Regions from separate parts of the Homo sapiens genome. Here region 1 is linked to region 2. A link is a loop called in an ENCODE intact Hi-C map of the cell type or tissue named here. Cell type or tissue: PC-3. All regions are shown on one strand. Each heading gives the region's core, and the rest is flanking DNA. Links, peaks and the distances in the headings are about the cores only. Region 1 has its middle 16 kb from the start of FST. Region 2 has its middle 83 kb from the start of FST.

What was found. A loop is a pair of places that touch in the nucleus more often than their neighbours do. Peaks named below come from ENCODE experiments on the same cell type or tissue, not always from the same donor. Only the 100,000 strongest peaks of a DNase experiment are listed, where the experiment ranks them.
Region 1: a loop joins it to region 2, with 15 times the contacts of the local background. A loop is called at or near these places in 1 of 110 quality-filtered maps.

What each region holds. Positions count from the first base shown.
Region 1 is chr5:53,459,581-53,470,311 of GRCh38, reverse strand. No RefSeq gene overlaps it. Among named protein-coding and RNA genes, the nearest start is that of FST, 16 kb to the left of the region's middle. In PC-3, for the core only: no CTCF peak of the experiment used is centred there; no DNase peak of the experiment used is centred there.
Region 2 is chr5:53,392,348-53,403,078 of GRCh38, reverse strand. No RefSeq gene overlaps it. Among named protein-coding and RNA genes, the nearest start is that of FST, 83 kb to the left of the region's middle. In PC-3, for the core only: no CTCF peak of the experiment used is centred there; a DNase peak (open chromatin) is centred at 5,018; H3K27ac peaks cover 2,145 bases.

The DNA of each region.
Region 1 (10,731 bases), core at 1,530-9,529, 67 kb before region 2:
ATGGATAAATGCTTCCTCTTTCTTTCTGAAAAAAAATTTGAGGTTTTCTGTGCAGTTGAGCGAGCAGTCACAGTGAAGGTGGCCAGCTCAGTAATGCACCTTTGTATTGGTTCCCTTTCTTTCTTCTCTCCTCCATTTCTCAATATTTTCCCCTGAATCACACACTCCAATCAACAGCTTACATTTGACCTAAGCCCTCCTTTTAGGCTTTGTTTCTGGGGAAACTGCACTAAGTGGAAGTGAAATGCTGCTGATAGGTTTAGGGAACCAATGAGGCCACAAAGTCATGTAGTGTTTTTCATACAACACAGACTTTCTGGATCAGTCAGGACAAAGATTACATGTGTATACCTCTTAAGATTATAGGACAGGAATGACAAATAGGTAAACTTGATCTAATGGGAGCAGAAAAGGATTCTAAAGCTATAATCAATTAATAGTATCTGTGGTAGGCACCATATAAAGGTGTATTATCCACATATGTTTGTCACCTTTAGACTAAAAAGGTGAAGGTGATTGAGGGGAATATAGGAGGTAATTACATACATTACTGGAGGGGGGAAAAAAAGGCCTTCATTTCCAGATGATTTAGACAGATCATTTATGAACCCTAGACAGTGCTCCTAGGCATTTCCCCCATATCCCCATTGAACTCCTCTTTATTCTTCTTCTCCATAACCTTACTGATCTCCAAATGTGCTCCTGCCTCAGAAACTTTACATTTATTGCTTCTTTGACTTGGAAAGCTTTTCCTTTAGGTGCAAGGATGACTTGCTCCTTCACTTCCTTCAGATCTCTGCTCAAATATATGTATCACGGGGGCTATTTAATTACTTTGAAACCTAATCTCTACTGAAAAGGCAGAATAAATGTTTATTTTTTCCCCCTTTACATGTTTTTAAAGTAAGATGTAGGTTGAATGGCTATTTCAAATGATGTTGACAAATGAGGTTTCTGTTGTTTGCTCTTGTTTTTCCTTTCTCAAAGACTGGTTCTCAAAAGATACCAATATGGACTTATGGGTATTCATAGATTTTCAATTAACTGTAACCATTGTTCTTTTATTGCCTAAAGCATTATAATCTTGGCCAGTGGAAGTCCCTTCAAGGTAGCCTCTGTATCTTTTTCACACAATCCTGTTAATCTTGGAAAGTTTGCTTGCTTTTGGTGCAAATTGTCCTAGACTGACCTTATATCTTTGCTGACCCAGGCACAGAATTAGCCTTTCTCCAAGAAGAAGACCTGATTTTTTTTATAACTGGGGAATGGCATTAGAGGTGAAAATCTGGGTGCTGGTGCTAGAGGTACTCCTTGCTACTAGACATTGCTTTTAGGATATTTTAATTGTACAGAGCTAGAAAAATATATTTTTTTAAATCACAAATTTATGTTGATATTTCCAGTTCCATTTCTTTAAAAAGATTACAGCTTTGGCTGGGCGTGGTGGCTCATGCCCGTAATCCCAGTACTTTGGGAGGTGGAGGCAGGCGGATCACCTGAGGTCAGGAGTTCAAGACCAGCCTGGCCAACATGGTGAAACCCTGTATCTACTACAAATACAAAAATTAGCCAGGTGTGGTGGTGCACACCTGTTAATCCCAGCTACTTGGGAAGCTGAAGCTGGAGAATCGCTTGAACCCAGGGGGCAGAAGTTGCAGTGAGACGAGATTGTGCCATTGCACTCCAGCCTGGGCAACAAGAGCATGACTCTGTCTCAAAAACAAACAACAAAAATTTTTTACAGTTTTATTGAGGTGTAATTCAAGTACCATAAAATTCACTTTATTTTTTGAGACAGGGTCTCACTCACCCTGTCACCCAGGCTGGAGTGCAGTGGCATGATCACAGCTCACTGGAGCCTGGACCTCTCGGCTCAAGGAATCCTTCTACCTCAGCCTTCCAAGTGTCTGGGACTACAGGCATGTGCCACCACGCTTGGCTCTTTTTTATTTTTTGTAGTGATGGGTTCTCACTGTGTTGCCCAGGCTGGTCTCAGACTCCTGCAGTCAAGTGATCCTTCTGCCTGGGCCTCCCAAAGTGCTGGGATTATGGTCATGAGCCACTGTGCCCTCCAAAATGTACTTTTGAAGTGTATAATTTAGTGGTTTGTGGTATATTCTCAAAGTTACAACTGTCATCACCAGCTAATTTTAGGACATTTTTATTACCCAGAAAGAAAACCTTTACTCATGTCACTTCCCATTCCTCCTTTCCCCTAACCCCTAGCAACTACTAATCTATTTTCTGTCTGTATGGATTTGCTTATTTTAGACATTTCATATAAATGGAATTATATAGTATGTGACCTTTTGTATGATTTTGCATCTTTCACTTAGCATAATGTTTTCAAGTTTCACCCATATTGCAGCATGTAGTATTGGTACTTCATTTCATAAAAATGGCTGAATAATATACCATTGTATGGATATACAACATTTTGCTTAACTGTTCATCAGTTGATGGACATTTGGGTTCTTTCCACCTTTTGGCTATTGCAACGAATGTTGCTATGAACATTCACATACAAGTTTTTGTGTGAGCATATGTTTTCATTTCTCTTAGGTATACACCTGGGTGTGGAATTGCTGGGTCATATGGTAGCTCCATGTTTATCTTTTTGAGGAACTATCACACTGTTTTCTGAACAGTATTTTGGAAACCATTTGTACCATTTTACATTCCCACTGGTAATATACGAGTGTTCCAGTTTCTCCACAGCCTCTATAACCTTTATTATTAATCATCATTTTAATTATAGCAATCTTAATAGTTGTGAAGTAGTATCTCATTGCATTTTTTTCTTTTTTTTCTTTTTGAAAGTAAATTCTACTTGAAGCTAAAATCATATAAAGAGATTTTATAAGGAAGAAACACAAAGCAGCAACCTGTAAATTTCAGCCTAAAGAAATTCAAATGCACAACCGTGAACTTTGGTACTGATAGACATAAGAGAGGAAAGTGACCCACAGAGCCTGCAGCACAACTTAAGGAATCTGTTTTGCAAGGAAACACATTTCCCAGGTAGGGTGCCAACTCTGTGGTTATAAGAAGGCAGCTCTCCATCAGCACAGAAAGATGGACATCTTGCAACTAAACCATAACAGAGGTGAGGGAGTGGGACACTTATTCACAGCTGAACATCTTTTGCATAAAACATGCTGGGCATAATTCCCTGGGTCTTGCTCTCACCTCCGTGGCTTTTTTTTTTTTTTTTTTTTTCTGGAGTCTCACTCTGTCGCCCAGGCTGGAGTGTAGTGGCGCAATCTCGGCTCATTGCAACCTCCACCTCCCAGGTTCAAGCAATTCTCCACCTCAGCCTCCTGAGTAGCTGAGATTATAAGCACCTGCCATCGCGCCTGGCTAATTTTTGTATTTTTAGTAGAGATGGGGTTTCACCATCTCGGCCAGGCTGGTCTTGAACTCCTGACCTGGTGATCCACCTGCCTCAGCCTCCCAAAGTGCTGGGATTACAGGCGTGAGCCACTGAGCCCAGCCCCTCTGTGTGGTTTTGATCTACATTTTCCAATTGAGTTTTAACTTTATATTAATTTAATTTTTTATCTTATAATTTTTAACTTAGAATTTTACTTTATCATTCTCATGGTGCTGTGAAAATCTCAATTCCTGATATCATTAATAAATCACTTATTTTTTCTATGCTATAAAGGATCTGATTTCAATACCTTGCTTTTTTATGGTATAACAGATTTTAAAACCCTTTAAAAATATTTTCTCTTAGAATTTGGTCTTTAGATTTGTCCTCCTTTGTAGAGAGAACACTCTTTTCAACAGGCTGGATTTGGAAAAGAGAAAAAGAGAATTTACTGAAACAGAAACACGGGAAGGATAATGGTATGTCTTGGTAAGTTTTAAACAAAACAAAAAAAGAAAACCTTTTTTTTCCTCCTGTGTAAAAAGGTAATACGTGTCACTGCAGAATATTTGGAAAATATAATAAAAGAGAAAATTGAAATCATGTGTTTTCTTACCACCCAGAGATAGCCATGATTAATGTTTTGGTGCATATCCATCCAGAGTTTTTTTTTTAAATCTAAGGAGATCACCAATACCAGTCCAACAGGGCAAGCAGCGTCTTACCAGCAGAGATCATGGTATTCTGGAAAATGTAGGAGTTAAAAACACTTTTCACTTTTCAGGATTCCTGCCAACATTCAGGGTCTAGCTTTGAGAAGGAAGGCAGGTAGGAAGTAGACAAAGGTTCAGGGTTCTCAGCCTGCAGATTGAGTTTCAGGAAGGGTTCCAGATCAGGTTGTCAATGAAGATATAGGTGACAGGACGGAAGGTTCCTGGGTCTGGGGAAAGTTACCTGTTGCCAAGCTCTGTAAGAATACAGAGTGGGGTGATGGCTACTGTGTGCTTCCTTTTCCTGTTCGGACTATCTCAGGAAAGGAAGTAGACTTGGTTTCTGCAGATCGAGTGCTACAGAGGCTCCAACCTTGGGTTCTGAGGAAGAGAAAGGCAGGGAACCAAGACAAAGACTAACAATGTGCAGCTTGAAAGTGAGGTCAATTTATTTTCAACTATATTACACATGTTTTGGAAAAAAAAAAAAATCTTTACAAATACGTTTTAACATAGTGATTTTTTTTTCAGCCTGAGCTACTAGCAAATGTAACTAAATGTTTAAAGAAGCACTATAGAGTTGGGATCACTGAGTATATCATGTTAATGACTGTTCTTAATGGAAGGAGCAGAAAATTGTATTCTTATGAAAAGCAATTAGAGATATTTGAGAAATGTGTATTCTTGTTGCTCTTACAATAGCTCAACAGCTTTTTTTTTTTTTAAATAGCTTTCAGTCAAAGTGATGTTTTTCCCCAGAAAATTCTAATAAGATGCAAGCTACACATCGGTAGAGTGCCTGGTCCAGTTGTGGGTGTTCAATAAATATTAAACACCAGCAACAATCATTTAAATTTCCTATGTTATGTTTTCCCTAGAAAGGATCTCTTCAGCAGAGCTATGGATTAAGGATAGCCTAGGGCTGCAAGAAAGAGAGACATAGTAACTTTGCCCACAGCCCAATCCCACATATCAATGTGTCAGAACAAAAAGATCAGTATATGGCGGTAACTCCTGCAATCCTTCCCGCACACTGAGCTGCCTTTTCTTGCTATTGGCTCTTTATGAATAAAGAGTGGAATCAGCCTGCGATAAGCCAACTGAGAAGTACTGGCATTTTGAAAGGGATAACCTGTGAATATGGTCTTTGGTTTTACTTACATATTTACATCTCCCCAGGTCTAGCTGCAACTTGAGAAGTTGGAAATAAGGAGATAAGTATTCTTTGGCTCAAATGAAGGGCAGAAGTCAGTCTCCCCTCTGATCTGCAGTCTGGATCTCGTATCTGTGAGTTGAATCTCTGTTGCATGAGGAACAAGTGCAGATTGTGCAACAGAGGGCCCCCTGTGTGCATCTGACAGGAGAAGTTTGTTCCGAGTGTCATAGTGTTGTTTTCATCTTGATAGACTAGCACAGTCTGGTGAAATGGTTGGGGGAGGGTGCCGGGGAAAAGAGAAATGCCCAGGTAGCTGAACAATGAAAGCTTGCATGTTACATGTCAGAAATGAAAGGGAGCTCAGTGAAACCACTGGTTAGCTGAGGCAACTGAGAAAGTGGAGTGGGGATTTCAGGAAGAATAACATTTGCAAAGACTGAAAATAATCAAGGGAATCAGAAGCATGTACTTGAAAAGTGATGGGAAATACAGTGGTATGTCCATTAACCACAGCACTATCACCATCAATCATCTTTAGTCTATGATGAGAATTCAAAACTCAAGAGAGACCTGTCTTGGCCTGTGTCTATACTTCATGTTGAAGTATTTATTTTTGTCCTTGGTGCTAGTAGATGCTGCTGCTGACAGCATTACTATTTATGTGTATGAATGGGGCTCAAAGCTGCCAGATTAATGACGCACAGTACAATCTCATCTAAGCACACATGTAGACAGGCTGTCACCATTGGTGGCTTTGCCTGTTCACCTCTGGGGTTGCATGAAATCTCAGTTAACAAAAAGGTCCTCTAGGTTTGAAATATGCAGCACAGATCTGTTGACTGCTTTGCTTTCCCAGGAGTCAGAGTATATGCCACATTACTAACTGTTCAGCTTCTACACATTCTTCCCACTCCTTTTAACTTGGCTCTGCCTCTAATCAAGCTCCTTTGGCCTGTGGTTGGCACAGCTGCTGTGGTTTAGTGCACATGTCCGGTGACAGAGATTCAATGAGCAGAACTTAAATGCTGATGGAGTGACTCTGGAACTGTGTTTTTGGAACCCTTGTGTTTCCACTCATGTCAGTTCTGGCACATGGGTGTTGATGTGGAGACTGCTGGGAATGTGGGTGGGGATCCAAGTTACTGTTGGTTGTCCTTTGAACAGGTGCTTACAGGGCACAGGTTTAGTTGACTGCCTGGTGTCATGTCTTAGTCCTTTTGGGGTGATTTCCACCAGAAGGGAGCTTCTTGAAACAAGTGTCCTATTTTTTTAGGCTGCCCAAGCATCTCTGAACAATAAGTTTCCTAGGTGGTGGAATTTGCATTTAGTTCTCTCCTCAATGGATTTGTGAAGGTTTCCTCTGTGAAGGTGGCTACACTACCTCAGGTTTGGATTATATTTTTGCATTGGGATTATTTTGCATCATCTAGGACAGAATCCCATGGGATCTCATGTTGTTTCTTGTGCTTTGGGTTTAGAAGTAGAGTCACTGAATATATAGAAGTTCCTGAATGATTGCACCAACGTTACATGATACTGCCTTCTGTGCTGGCTTGATTTTTAAGAGGATGCTGGGCATAGTCTGATTCTGGCTTGTAGAAGCACGGTTTTGTCTAGCACACTGCACAAATAGATGTACCCGAATTCAACTGGTGGTAGAGAGCAGATTTCATACTTTAGCAAAGTCTGCCATCGAATCTAACATACTGGCTTCATAATTTTAGGAGTTTAGGGAAATTCTCTTGTCAAGATACCTACTTGTTAGGAATCTGGCATAAGAGTATGAGTTGGGTTAACAGAATATTGAACCAATAATATCAAAGATGTGGAAATAAAGTGGGCCAGGATTAAGTTTAAATTTAAGAATTAAGTTCTGGGCTTTTTGAGGATTGTCTCTGATACCACAGAACTTGATCCCCTTGGTTCATTGAGGAAAAACGTATGTCTGTAAGACAGATGTGGAATTTGGGCACTTATTTTCTTTACCATATTCCATATTCAGAATTTCTGCTTCTCATCAAAACTTCTCTTTGCAAATAGATTCATATGGCTTGGTCAAAATAAAAATAAAAGAAGTGAAGCATACACATAAGAAAATGTCTCTTATTTGTTAAGTTGAATGGTTGATATAAATTTATATGTGTAAAAATTAAATAATGTATATATTTAATATATATGAGATTTTTAGTGTATATAGAAATGAGAAGTATACACATTATATAATAAATTGCTATATTGGGGGATTAGGGAGGGATTGATCTTTCCACTTTTTGGTATTATTTGAATTTTCATTCAGTATGTTAATTTTGTAAAGAAAAAATATATACGTTTATTGGTCAACTTTGGCTTTTTCTGAGGAAACCCTAGTCCCTCTATAAAGTGAAGCAACATTTTTTAATGTATCCCTAGCTGCTTAAGGATAAAAGAAAATTCAGGCAGGTTAAGTACTGGCAATTCCCAAAGATAAAATTGAAGACAATCAACACTAAGAATTAAACTAGTTGAATAAAGAGTGAAGGTTGCCAAGTATTATAAATATGTGGCTATTCACTTTATTATGTACAGCTACTGTGACTGATGGTTTTGACTCTCAAGAGAACAAAAGAAGAGAGAGATGCAATTGTGTCTCTTAAGGAGTGTCTAATTAAGGTATAGACTAAACACATTAAACAGCTATGCACTAATTCCAAAGCAACCTTAACCCATGTGAGTGACAGTGTAGCATAGATGATATATATCATGTCTAAGGGATTTCAGTATAGAAACATGTTCTATGTGAATTTTTTGGCTTAGCTAGTCATGGTCATTATGTTTCCATGAAAGGATCCTTTGAAATCAGTAAATCCAATTCAAAAAATACACATGAAAATGAATAAATCATATTTTAGTGTTCCCCAGAAGATTAAAATTTTTATAATCATTATGGGTAAAATGCTGTGGAAGAATGGAGGCATCAATAATTAATTTTTTCTGAAGAAATAGGAGAAGTGCTCATAACATATGGAAAAGATGTCAAAGGATGAGAATTATTTTATTATAAGAAGAATGAATAGATAAATATTACAGGAAAAAGCACAAGAAAAAGCATAAATGCATGAAGAACATAGGATTATGGGGCAGGTGATCGATGAATCTGTGAAGATTAAATTGTACAGGTCCTAGAATGACAAATTAGGACATTTAGACTCAATCTTGTAGATAATGTAAAGCTGTTAAAGGGCATGAAATGACTAGATTTGTACTTGTTACTATGAAATACACATGATAAATTATAATTCAGTAACTAAAAGAACATGTGAAATGGAAACCAATGGAATAAGTTTATAGCTTCTCAAACAGGTGCCGTTGACATTTTGGGTGTGCCTATTTATCTAATCATACTGCATATGATTATGACCAAAAGACATGATGATGAATACAGTCTTTGGCACTAAACCCATTCCTACATAATGCTGAAATAATAAGATTGAAAAATTAAATCATAGTTTTGTTTACAGTTACAGCCTTTTGCTAAATGTTGTACAAAAAATAAAACCTCAAAAGCAACAACAAAAACAAAAGAGAAAGCCTAAGGGAATAAGAAATCAGCAATTTTGCTTAAAAGCTTTTGTTGGCTTCACAGTACCATTACTAGTAGTACTCCTAACAGTTGCTTCTTACCTTTTAATGAGTGTCTACTATAGGCCATATAGTCTTCTAAATGGTTTGCCTTTATTAACATTTAAAGTTTCTCCTAATTCTAATTTTTACTTTTTCAATAAACCTTATTTGAAAGTAGATTTAGATTTACAGAAAAGTTGTAAAGAAAGTTTCACATACCCTATACTCAATTTCCCTTATTATCAATATCCTACATTAGGCTGGGCACGGTGGCTCACACCTGTAATTCCAGCACTTTGGGAGGCCGAGGCAGGCTCATCGCCTGAGGTCAGAAGTTTGAGACCAGCCTGGCCAACATGGTGAAACCTTGTCTCTACTAAAAATACAAAAATTAGCTGGGCGTGGTAGCACACGCCTGTAGTCCTAGCTACTTGGGAGAGTGAGGCAGGAGAATCGCTTGAGGTGGGGAGGCGTAGGTCGCAGTGAGCCAAGATTGCGCCACTGCACTCCGGACTGGGCGACAGAGCAAGATTCCATCTCAAAAAAAAAGAAAAAGAATCTTACATTAGTATGGTACATTTGTCACATTAGTGAAACAATATTGATACAATATTATTAAGAAAAGTTCATACTTTGTTTTAATTTCCTTAGTTTCTACTTAATTTTTTTTTTCTGTTCCAGGGTCTATCTGAAATACCACATTACCTTAGTCGTCCTATTTCCTTAGGCTCCTCTTGGCTATGGCAGTTTATCATGGTATTTTAATCATCATTATCATTCCATGTGGTAGGACTATTATAATTTTTTTTTTACAGATGAGAAAACTGAGTAACAGAGAGACTATAGCCACACAGACATGGGAGTCAACTTCAGAAATCTGGGCTGGAACCCCCACTCTTAAGCACCGCACTGTTTCTAATGTGTTGGGTACTCATTAAACGGAAAACATGTGCACAACTGTACACCTGAACTCGTGACATCAGGCTGCGTTTGGTAAGTGCTATAAAACCCCAAAGGTAAAGATTATTTATGGCTTGCAGGAGTTTAGTGAAATTTGTGAAAGATTTCAACAATGAGATGAAGTTTGAGCTAGGGCTTGAGAACTGGGAGGAATGATTATATGATACATTATAGCTCTTTTCAAATATGTTAAAATCCCTATCCCAATTCATTTTTATACTTCTCTGAGGTTTTGTCCTGGAGTGAATGGCTTGAAGACAAGGATTTTTGGGTCATGGTTTAATAAACTTTCAATTACCAAACAAAGTTATGGTTTGTAGAAATTCATTTTACTTCCAGGAGGACAAAACATTTAAAAAATACGTTTTTCAATCTATTTACGCTTAGTCTGAGAATTAGTTTGGTTACATTTTCAAACTCTTTCCTAACCAATTGGAGATGAGGATGAGGTCAATTTTGTTTGACTAATGCATTGTTGATTCTTTTACACCATTCTGGCACATAGAAAATAATGAATAAAAATTTGATGAATAAATGAATGAAGCCTGATTCAATTCAAAGAGATGTTAAAGATTTCTTGGTAATACTGTAGGCAAGTGGAGGCTGTACATGGTTTCCCTTATCAAATGCAAACACTGTTACCATAAGCCTAGCATCTTTAAAACACGTGTGCTTGTTCAGGTCCTCTGGAGTCTGTAAAAAGAAGGAACAGAGGAATTCCAGAGAGTCTTTGTCCTTCGCTCTTCTCATCAGCATCCCCAGTGAGAACTCCAATTCTCTGAATTTGTGAGAAAACAAAAATCATTCTCAGAAAGTTCTAGGAGTATGTTCTGTTAATGTTTACCACTTTTCTAAAAAGTAAGGAGTAAATCTTAGAATATCAAGTTTATTTATTGGAAATGAACTCTACTGAGAAATTATTTAAAAATGAC
Region 2 (10,731 bases), core at 1,129-9,128:
TGTTCCCTGTTTCATAGAACAAACTATTTGAGGAAGAATGTTTTCAATGACATTCCACGGAGTGGAAAAATTAGTCTCCTCTATGTACAGGGATAGTCACAGAAATTTTATGGTCTATCAAACCTAGGATTTGGAAAAAATAATCCAGTGAGCTTTACTAAAGTTTCCAAAAAGACTTTGCATCAGGGCAAATTGCTTTAACAAATAGACCCCAAAGTATATAGGTTCAAATATAATACAAGTTTATTTCTTGTCCATATACCAGTGGTAGGCAGGGGAAAATGTGGGCAGTAGCTTTTCTCCACACAGTCATTTAGAAATCTAGGTTGATAGAGGTCTTGCTAACTTCAGTATATGGATGCACCAAGGTTTTCCCAACAGGGATTTCCTACTAGGGAAAATAAGCCAGAGAAAAGAATTTTATGGACCAGAACTGGACATGGCATGTAACATTTCCATGGCATGAGTGGAAATCTTGAGTTCATAGGCTAGAACTCAATTTATATGGTCTTACCTAGTTGTAGAGAAGACCGGAAAACGTAGTCCTTAGCTGGGCAGTCACTTTTCAAAGAATCTCTACACTGTGGATGGGAGACCATGAATTTTTGGTGGACAGTTAACTACCTACATCATGTGCTCTACCATATTTTTTTTTGAGAAAATTTAGACAGATAAAGAATTAACACTAGTGTTTGAAATGGAAAATATCAGAAGAATAAACCATTCTCCCCATGAATAGCCTTAATGGTGATACCTTCACCACTGTCTCTACTATCTCCATGAAACTACTGTAGAGGAGACTGAAGAAGGAAGAAAATGGAAGAAAAGGAGGGAATCTCAGAGGAGGGGAAAAGGAAGAGAGAGAAAAAGAGAGAAAGGGAAAAATATTGTGGGAAACATATGATGAAGGGGTGGGAAAAATAAAATTGGACTTCCCTGGATACACTTGAGGGATTAAAAAAAGTTAGCAGCATTTTACTTCTCTTGCAGTTTTCCCTCTCAAATGTGAGATAACTTCACACAGATTTTGTGTGGGCATAGCTGGGCTCTGGTTTCCCTTCACTTCAGAAATGTTCTAATACTGATTTACCATTACATTACATCAATAAAAAGATAATATATGAAAAGACTTTGTAAAGTACAAAGAATTATCCAACTGTAATTAATACGGATTTTAGCATGAGACCTGATACATATTTTTTAAAGGCTATTTAAAGGTTGTTCCTGGGCTAACTCAGAAAATCATGATTTATTAATTGCAAGTCCTTTATATTTTGTTTTAAAATTGTATTGTATATTAAAATATAAAATGCATACAGGTAGAGGCATAAATCCCCATTGTGCTGCTTGATTAATTTTTGCAAAATGATTAGGAAGAAACATAACATTACCAACACCCAGCCAATCCTCTCATGCCTGTTCCTAATAATGATCCTCTCTTGTTCCCTCAGAGGTAACAACTTACACTTCATATAAATGAAATTATATGCTTTGATTTTATTTTCTGTGAGATTAATTTATACTGCTGTATGTGGCAGTAATTTGTTTATTTTTATTACTGTATAAAATTTCATGATATAAATATACTTACCTATTTTACTCTTCAGGGGCATTTTGGTTTCCAGTTTTCAGCTATTACAAATAACATTGCTATGAACATTCTTGCACATGCTCTTTTGTCTGCATATATACACATTTCTCTTAAATATTTTACCTATGAATGAAATTTCTATGTCATTGAGTGTGTATACTCTTGTAGTATATATAGCTAAATGGTTTTTCAAATGGTCACGATTTATCCTCCCAGTAGCAGTGGAGGAGAGTTCCAGTTTCTCCACATCCCAGTCAGCACTTATTATCATTAGTCTTTTTAATTTTAGTCACTCAGATGGATACATAGTGGTTTCAGATTTTCTTGATTAATGATCCTGAGCGCTCTTTCATATGTTTGACAGCCATATCCTCTTATGAAGAGCATGTCCATATCTTTTGCAAAAATAATTGTAAAAATAAAGTTGTTAGTCTTTTTCTCATTACTTTGTAGGACTGTCATATACTCTGATCAATCTTTTGTCAGATATCTATAATGCCTGTATCTTCTTCCCTTCTGTGGTTTGCCTTTTCATTCTCTTAATGATGTCCTTAAATGTGCAAAAGTAATTAATTTAAACAATCATGTTCTTTAAGGATAATGCTTTTTTCATGTGATGGTCAAGAAATTTTATACTATTCTAAGAATATGAAGATAGCATACTTTTTTCTGGGGATGTTATTGTGTAACAACCTTTAATATATATATTTACAATGCTTGGAATTAAATAAAGTTTTAATATGGCATGAAGGTAATTCAATATTTTTTGCATCAACTGGATATCCAGTTTTCATAGCACTGAGTATAGAAAAGACTCTCCTTTCACCACTTGTAATGTAATAATGTCTTACCCAGATCCCCATTTAGCAAGGCAGTGCACCCACACCTCTAGATGCTGTGTGTCAACTGCTAACAATGTCAAATGTTTCAGAGAATTGCCATCTTCTAATGAGAACCACCACCCCTGGGAAGTTATATCTCCTCTGGGAATGGTCCTCAGACAGTGAATGACTAATATGGGACTACTGCTGGATTCCTTGCCTCAAGAAGGGTCAACACCACGGTGTGGTTTATGCTTCTGAGCCTCCCCTCTGGATTAAGCCGTAGCTAGCCTTTACCAGAAAACACAGCCTTACTTGGCTCTTTATCCTTTCCTGTTATATTTCCTTCTCTCCCTATATAGGAATAATTTCCTGAAAAGCACTCTCTCAAATCACATGCATTACAAACCCTGTCTCAGGCCTTGTGTCTGGGGAACTCAATCTAATGCAGTCATTTCCAGAAGTGCTTCCAGGAAGCAGACTCTAGGAATGGGATCCCCAATTTGGATCACTTTCTGGATGCATGACAGAGTACCTCATTACCAGTTCTGATAGCCTGTTGTGGTATGCAGTAGAGGACAACTGCTGAGACATTCACTTGTAGTGAACTAGGATAGGATATTATGAAAGAGGTTGCATAGGTTTGTAAAATATCTATGGCATTTGGAACATAGAAGAGAATAATTACAAGAACTGGAAAATTTGGTGGTTGTTGCAGAATATTTTGAAAAGAGAAAATTATAGGCTCAGGAAATCTGCCACCATTTTATTTTATTTTATTTTATTTTTGAGATGGAGTTTCGCTCTTGTTGGCCAGGCTGGAGTGCAATGGTGCCATCTTGGCTCACCACAACCTCTGCCTCCTGGGTTCAAGCGATTCTCCTGCCTCAGCCTCCCGAGTAGCTGGGATTACAGGCATGTGCCACCATGCCCAATTAATTTTGTATTTTCAGTAGAGACGGGGTTTCTCCATGTTGGTCAGGCTGGTCTCGAACTGCCGACTTCAGGTGATCTGCCCACCTCAGCCTCCCAAAGTGCTGGGATTACAGGCATGAGCCACTGCACCTGACCCTCTGACACCAATTTAAAGCAAAATGTGAGAGTTAGGGGGCTGCTTAGGTCGCCTTCAAAGTGACCTCGTTTCTCGCTAGTGGAGGACAGATACAGCTGACGATCAGGCCCAGGACCTAATTTCTAGGAGTGGCAGTACTTCAAAGACAGGTGAATTCTCAGTCTAGCCAAATTTCCTATGCTAAAGATAATCCCCTGATAGAGAAGGAGTGAGACTGTAAGACTTGATAGAAGGTTATCTGGGTAGATATATTGAGCATTAATAATCCTCTTGTGCTCTCTGGGCTTGTAGAAGTGGCACCAACTCTCCATTGCAAAAATATAGAGTCTCCTTTTCTTGAAGACTATTAGACAGGTAGCAATAAAGTATTGATTCTCTTCAGAATTTGCCCTCAATTCTCCTTCTGACCACTAGACCAATACTAGGATTACATTTAAGCCTAAATCATCCAGGCATGTGCTGGGGAAAACTAATAAGGGGGAGTGATTATATCTTTTTTAATAAGAAGGTACTGTCCATGATACAGAATTTAACATATGGCAAGCACCCTTGGAGATAATTCTAGTACACTGCTGGATTGCTCTTGGACCTTTATGGAAAGTCATGGTCCACATTAAATGAGATAGAGAAGCAAAAACTGCTATGGCAGATTGTAAAGAAAGGAATAAAAAAGTTTGGAGATTCTATACCCATGAGGTTGCTAACTTGGATTGAATTGACTAATTTCTTAAAAGACACAATCTAAAAAATAATTACATAAAATACACAATCTAGTAAAATTTGTACAATAAGAAATAGCTAATTCACATAGGTGTATATCATTAAAGAAATGGAATCAACAATTAATACTGTACAAAATAGAAAGCACCAGGCCCAGATGTTTTCACTTGTGAATTCTACCAAACATGAAGGAAGAAATAATGCCAATGCTTTACAATATCTTCCAGAAAATCTGAGGAGAGCAAAACTTCCTAACTCATTTATGAGGCTAGTATTATCCTGATACCAAAACCAGATAAAGACATTACAAGAAAAATATACACTGACACCTCTTGTGAACACAGATGCAAAAATCCTCAATAAAATATTGCAATTTGAACCTCAGGAAACTCAAGACTAAAGGGAACAGTGCCTGGTTTTAACTTCATATCATTAAAAAGGCATAAGAGGGTAGAAAAGATAGTCTTGAATTGCTGCCACCACCCCTTCCCCATTCCCTCAACAGTTGCCACATGGCATGGAGAATCTGTGCGCTTGGGGAAGGAAGACCATAGTGATTGTGGGATTTTGCTTTAGAACTCCATGCTGTCTTGACACTGTGAAAAGCAATTTTAGGCAGAATTCAGCTAGCACCCACAGAGTGAGCATTTAGACCAGCCCTATCTAGAAGAGACTTGCTCATCCCAGCAGCTGGAAACTGAATTCTGACTAAAAGGGGCTAAAGTGCTCTGTGACTCCAAATAAACTTGAAAGGCAGTCCAGGCCAAAAGCACTACAATTCCTGGGCAAGTCCCAGTGCTATGCTGGGCATGGAGCCAGTGGACTCTGGGGGCACATGACTCAGTGAGACACCAGTTGGAGTGACCAAGGGAGTGCTTTTGTCACTCCTCACCCAACCCCAGGCAATACAGCTTGCAGCTCCGGGGGAGACTCCTTCCTTTGCTAGAGGAAAGGAGAGGGAAGAGTAAAGAGGACTGTCTTGCAACTTGGATACCAGCTCAGCCACGTTAAGATAGAGCACCAGGGAGAGAGCTGAGACCCTATAATAGTCCATTCTCACACCACTATAAAGAGCTTCCCAAGCCTGGGTAATTTATAAAGAAAAGAGGTTTAATTGATTCACAGTTCCACATGGCTGGGGAGGTCACAGGATATTTAAAATCATAGCAGAAGGGGAAGAAGCACATCTTACGTGGTGGCAGGTGAAAGACAGTGAATGCATAAAGGAGGAGCTGTCAGACACTTATAAAACCACCAGACCTCGTGAGAACTCACTCATTATCACGAGAACAGCATGGGGGACACCACCCTTGTGATTTAATCACCTCCCACCAGATCTCTTCCTTGACACTGGGGGATTAAAATTCAAAATGACATTTGGGTGGGGACACAAAGCCTAACCATATCAGATCCCCAATTCCAGGCCCTAGCTTGTAGACATTTCCAGACACACCCTGGGCCAGAAGGGAACCCACTGCTTTGAAGGAAATGACCCAATCCTGGCAGGATTCATCACTGCTGACGAAACAGCCCTTGGGCCCTGAATAATCAGTAGTGGTACCAGGCAGTAGTCCCTGTGGACCTTTGGTGAGATTCAGAGATGTGCTTCAGATGTGACCGGGCATATTCCCAGCTGTGGTGGCTATGGGAAGGGATTTCTGCTTGAGAAAAGGAGAGGGAAGACTAAAGGGAACTTTGTCTTGCAGCTTAGGTACCAGCTCAGCCACAGTGAGGTAAAGCAACAAGTGGGCCCTTGAAGTCCCTGATTCCAGGCTTTGGCTCTTGGACAGCATTTCTGGACCTGCCCTGAGCCAGAAGGGAGCCCACTGCCCTGAAGGGAGAGTCTCAGGCCTGGCAGCCTTCTCCATAAGCTGATTGAAAAGCCCCTGGGCCTTGAATGAACATCAGCAGTAGTCAGGTAGTACTCATCATGAAAATGGGGCAGTGGTAGCCATGAGGAGAGACTCTTCTACATGTGAAAAGGGGAGGGAAGAGTGCTGCGAGGATGGTTCAACACATGCAAATCAATCAAGTTAATACATCATGTCAACTGAATGAAGGACAAAAATCATATGATCATTTCAATTGATTGAGAAGAGATTTGATAAAATTTAACATCACTTCATGCAAAAAGCCCTTAAAAAGCTGGGTTTAGAAGGAACATACCTTAACACAATAAAAGCCATATGTGACAGGCCCACAGCTAGTATCATACTGAATGGGGAAAAACTGAAAGCCTTTCCTCTAAGATCTGGAACATGAAAAGGATGCTCACTTTCACCACTGTTATTCAACATAGTGCAGCAAGTTCTTGCTAGCACAATCAGACAAGAGAAGGAAATAAAAGGCATCCAAATTGGAAAGGAAAAAGTTACATTATCCTTGTTTGCAGATGATGTGATCTTATATTTGGAAAAATCTGAAGACCACTAAAAAATTATTAGAAGTGATAAACAGATTTAGTAAAGTTGCAGGACACATAATCAACATACCTAAATCAGTAGCATTTCTATATGCTAACAGAGGACAATGTGAAAAAGAAATAAAGAAATGAGTCCCATTTATAATCACCACAAATAAAATTAAATACTCATGAATTAACAAAAAAAAAAAAAAAGGAAATCTCTACAATGAAAACTATAAAACAGGCCGGGTGCAGTGGCTCACGCCTGTAATCCCAGAACTTTGGGAGGCCAAGGCGGGTGGATCATGAGGTCAGGAGTTTGAGACCAGCCTGGCCAACATAGTGAAACCCTGTCTCTACTAAAACACAAAAAATTAGCCGGGCATGGTGGCGGGCACCTGTAGTCCCAGCTACTCGGGAGGCTGAGGCAGGAGAATCACTTGAACCTGGGAGGCAGAGGTTGCAGTGAGCTGAGATTATGCCACTGCACTCCAGCCCGGGTGACAGAGTGAGATTCCATCTCAAAAAAACAAAAACAAAAACTAAAACCATAAAACATTGATGTAAGTAATTGAAGAAATTGGAGAGGACACAAGAAAATGAAAATATATTCCATGTTCATGGATTGGAAGAATGAATATTGTTAAAACATCCATACTACCCAAAGCGATCTACACATTAAATGCAATCCCCATCCAAATACCAATAACATGCTTCACAGAAATAGAAAAATAACCCTAAAATTTATATGGAGCCACAAAAGACCAAGAATAGCTCAAGATGTCCTAAGCAGAAAGAACAAAACTAGGAATCCCATTACCTGACTTCAAATTATACTGCAGAACTCTAGTAACCAAAGAGCATGGTACTGGTATAAAAACAGACACATAGACAAATGGAACAGAATAGAGATCTCAGAACTAAATCTATGTTTTTACAATGAACTCATTTTCAACAAAGATGCCATGAAGATACATTGGGGAAAGGATAGTCTCTTCCCTAAATGGTGCTGGGAAAACTGGATATGCTGGGAAAACTGGATAACCATATGCAGAAGAATGAAACTAGATCCCTATCTCTTGTCATATACAAAAAACAAATAAAAATGTATTAAAGACCTAAATCTGAGACCTCAAACTATGCAACTACTAAAATAAAACATTCATGAGATGAGACGACCTACAGAATGGGAGAAAATATTTGCAAACTACCCATCTGACAAAGGATTAATAACCAGAATATATAAGGAGCTCAAACAACTCTATAGGAAAAAAAAATCTAATAATCTAATTTAAAAATGGGCAAAAGATCTGAATAGACATTTCTCTAAAGAAAACATACAAATGGCAACAGGCATATGAAGAGGTGCCAACATCATTATGCATCAGAGAAATGCAAATTGAAACAAAAATGAGATATCATCTTACCCCAGTTAAAATGGCTCTTATCCAAAAGATAGGCAATAACCAATGCTGGCAAGAATATGGAGAAAATGGAACATTTGTACACTGTTGGCAGGAATATAAATGAGTACAACCACCATGGGGAATAGTTTGGAGCTTTCTCAAAAAACTAAAAATAGAATTACCATATGATCCAGAAATCTCACTGCTAGGTATATACCCAAAAGAAAGGAAATCAGTATATTGAAAAAATACCTGCACTCTCAGTTTACTGTAACACTATTCACAATAGTGAAGATTTGGAAGTAATGTGTGTTCATCAACAGATGAATGGATAGAGAAAATGTGGTGGTACACAATGAAGTACTATTCAGCCATAAAAAGAATAAAATTCTGTAATTTGCAACAATATGAATGGAATTACAGTTTATTACGTTAAGTGAAATAAGATAAAGATAAACTTCACATGTTCTCACTAATTTGTGGGAACTAAAGTTTATAAGAAATGAACTCTATAAGATAGAAAGTAGAATGATGGTAACTAGAAGCTGAGAAGGGTAGTGGGGTGGGGGAGAAGTGGAGATGGTTAATTGATATAAGATTATAATTAGAATAAATAAGATCAAGTATTTGATAGCACAACAGAGTGACTACAGTCAGCAATAATTTATTGTACATTTTAAAATAACTAAAAGAGTATAATTGGATTGTTTGTAACACAAAGAAAAGATAAATTCTTCAGGTGATGGGTGCCCCATTTATCCTGATGTGATTATTACATATGGCATGTCTGTATCAAAATATCATATCATAAATATGTACATATCATAAATATGTACGCTTCCCTTGTACTCACAAGCAGTTTTAAAAAATTTAAAAAGTGCTGTTAAAACTTTGTTTCATCCATAACATTATTAAAAATATTGTATAAAATTTCCTTCTGGCAATGTGTACATGAAACATACACTAATTTTGTGTTTAGACTTGGGTACCATCCCCAAGATATCTCCTTATGTATGTGCAAATATTCCGAAATCTGAAAAAATTCAAAATCTAAAGCAGTTCTAGTCTTAAGCATTTTGAATAAGAGATATGCAATCTCTGTTTCTTATGTGAGTTTTGATAGTTTGAGTCTTTCAAGGAATTTGTCAGTTTCATCTAAGCTATCAAATTTGTGAGCATAGAGTTGTTTATAATATTCATGTATTACACTTTTAATATTCATGGGGTTAGTAATGGTGATTCTTATTTTATTCTTATATTGGTTATTTGTGTCTTCTCTCTGTTTTTCTTTGTTAGCCTGGCAATAGTTTTGTCAACTTTAGTAATCTTTTTAAAGAATCAGCTTTTGATTTCACTCATTTTCTCTTATTATTTTCTCATGTTCAGTTTCATTGACTTATGTTCAAATTTTTATACTTATTTTCTTTTGTTTCATTTAGACTTTAATTGTTCTTCTTTCTCTGGTTTCTTAAGGTGGACACAGGTTTTTGATTTTAGATCTTTCTCCTTTTTAATGGCATTTAATGCTACAGATTTCTTTCTTAGCACTGCTGTAACTCTATCTCACAAAGTTTGAAAAATTGTATTTTACTTTCGTTTAGTTCAATATTCTAAATTTCTCTTGATATTTCTTCTTTAAGTCATGTGTTATTTAGAAATATGTTGTTCAATTTCCAAATATTTCAGTGTTTTCCAGCTATCATTCTGTTGCTGATTTCTCCTTTAATTCCATGGTTGTCTGAGAACATGCTTCATATGATTTATATTCTCTTAACATGTTAAGGTGTACTCGGTGGCTAATAATGTGACCTATCCTGGCGAATGTTCATGTGAGCTTGAGAAGAATGTGTATTTTGCTGTAGTTGGATGGAGTATTCTATAAACATCAATTAGATCCAGTTAATTGATAGTGCTTTTCAGGCCAACTGTATCTTTATTAAATTTGTGCCAGCTTGACCTATCAGTTACTGACAGAAACATATTAAAGTCTTCAACTATAATAATGATTTTTTTCATTTCTTCTTGCTGCTCTATCCATTTTTGCTTCATATATTTTGACATTATTGTTAGGTGCATACATGTTTAGGATTGTTATGCCTTCTTGGAGAATTGAGTCCTTTTTCATTGTGTAATATCCTCTTTAGCTCTGATAATTTTCCCTCTTCTAAAGTCAGTCACATTTGTCTGAAGTTATACAACTACTTCAGCTTACTTTGATTGGTATTATTGTGATGTTCTTTCTCCATCCCTTTACTTTTCTCTTGAGTCTTTATATTTGTAGTGGGTTTCATAGAGACATATCTAGTTAGGCCTTTTTTAAAAATCTGCCTTAACAATTGTAGTCTTTTACTCAGTGTTTTATACTGTTACCATTTAAAGTGGCTATTCTGGGCATGGTCGTGTGCTCATATAATCCCAGCTCTCCTGGAGGCTGAGACAGGAGAATCACTTGAACCCAGGAGGGAAGTTTACAGTGAGCTGAGATTGTGCCATTGCACTCCAGCTTGAGCAACAGAGCAAGACTCTGTCTCAAAAAAAAAAAATGGCTATTTATATAAATAAGTTAATATGTACTATGTAACTATTTTTTATTTATTACATTTTTTTGGTCTCCCACTCCCAGTTTTAATTGATCATTTTATATGATTTTAAAAAAATCTGTTTTAGCATAACAATTATACTTTTTTGAAATTAAAAAAAAGTTTCCCAGAGGTTGT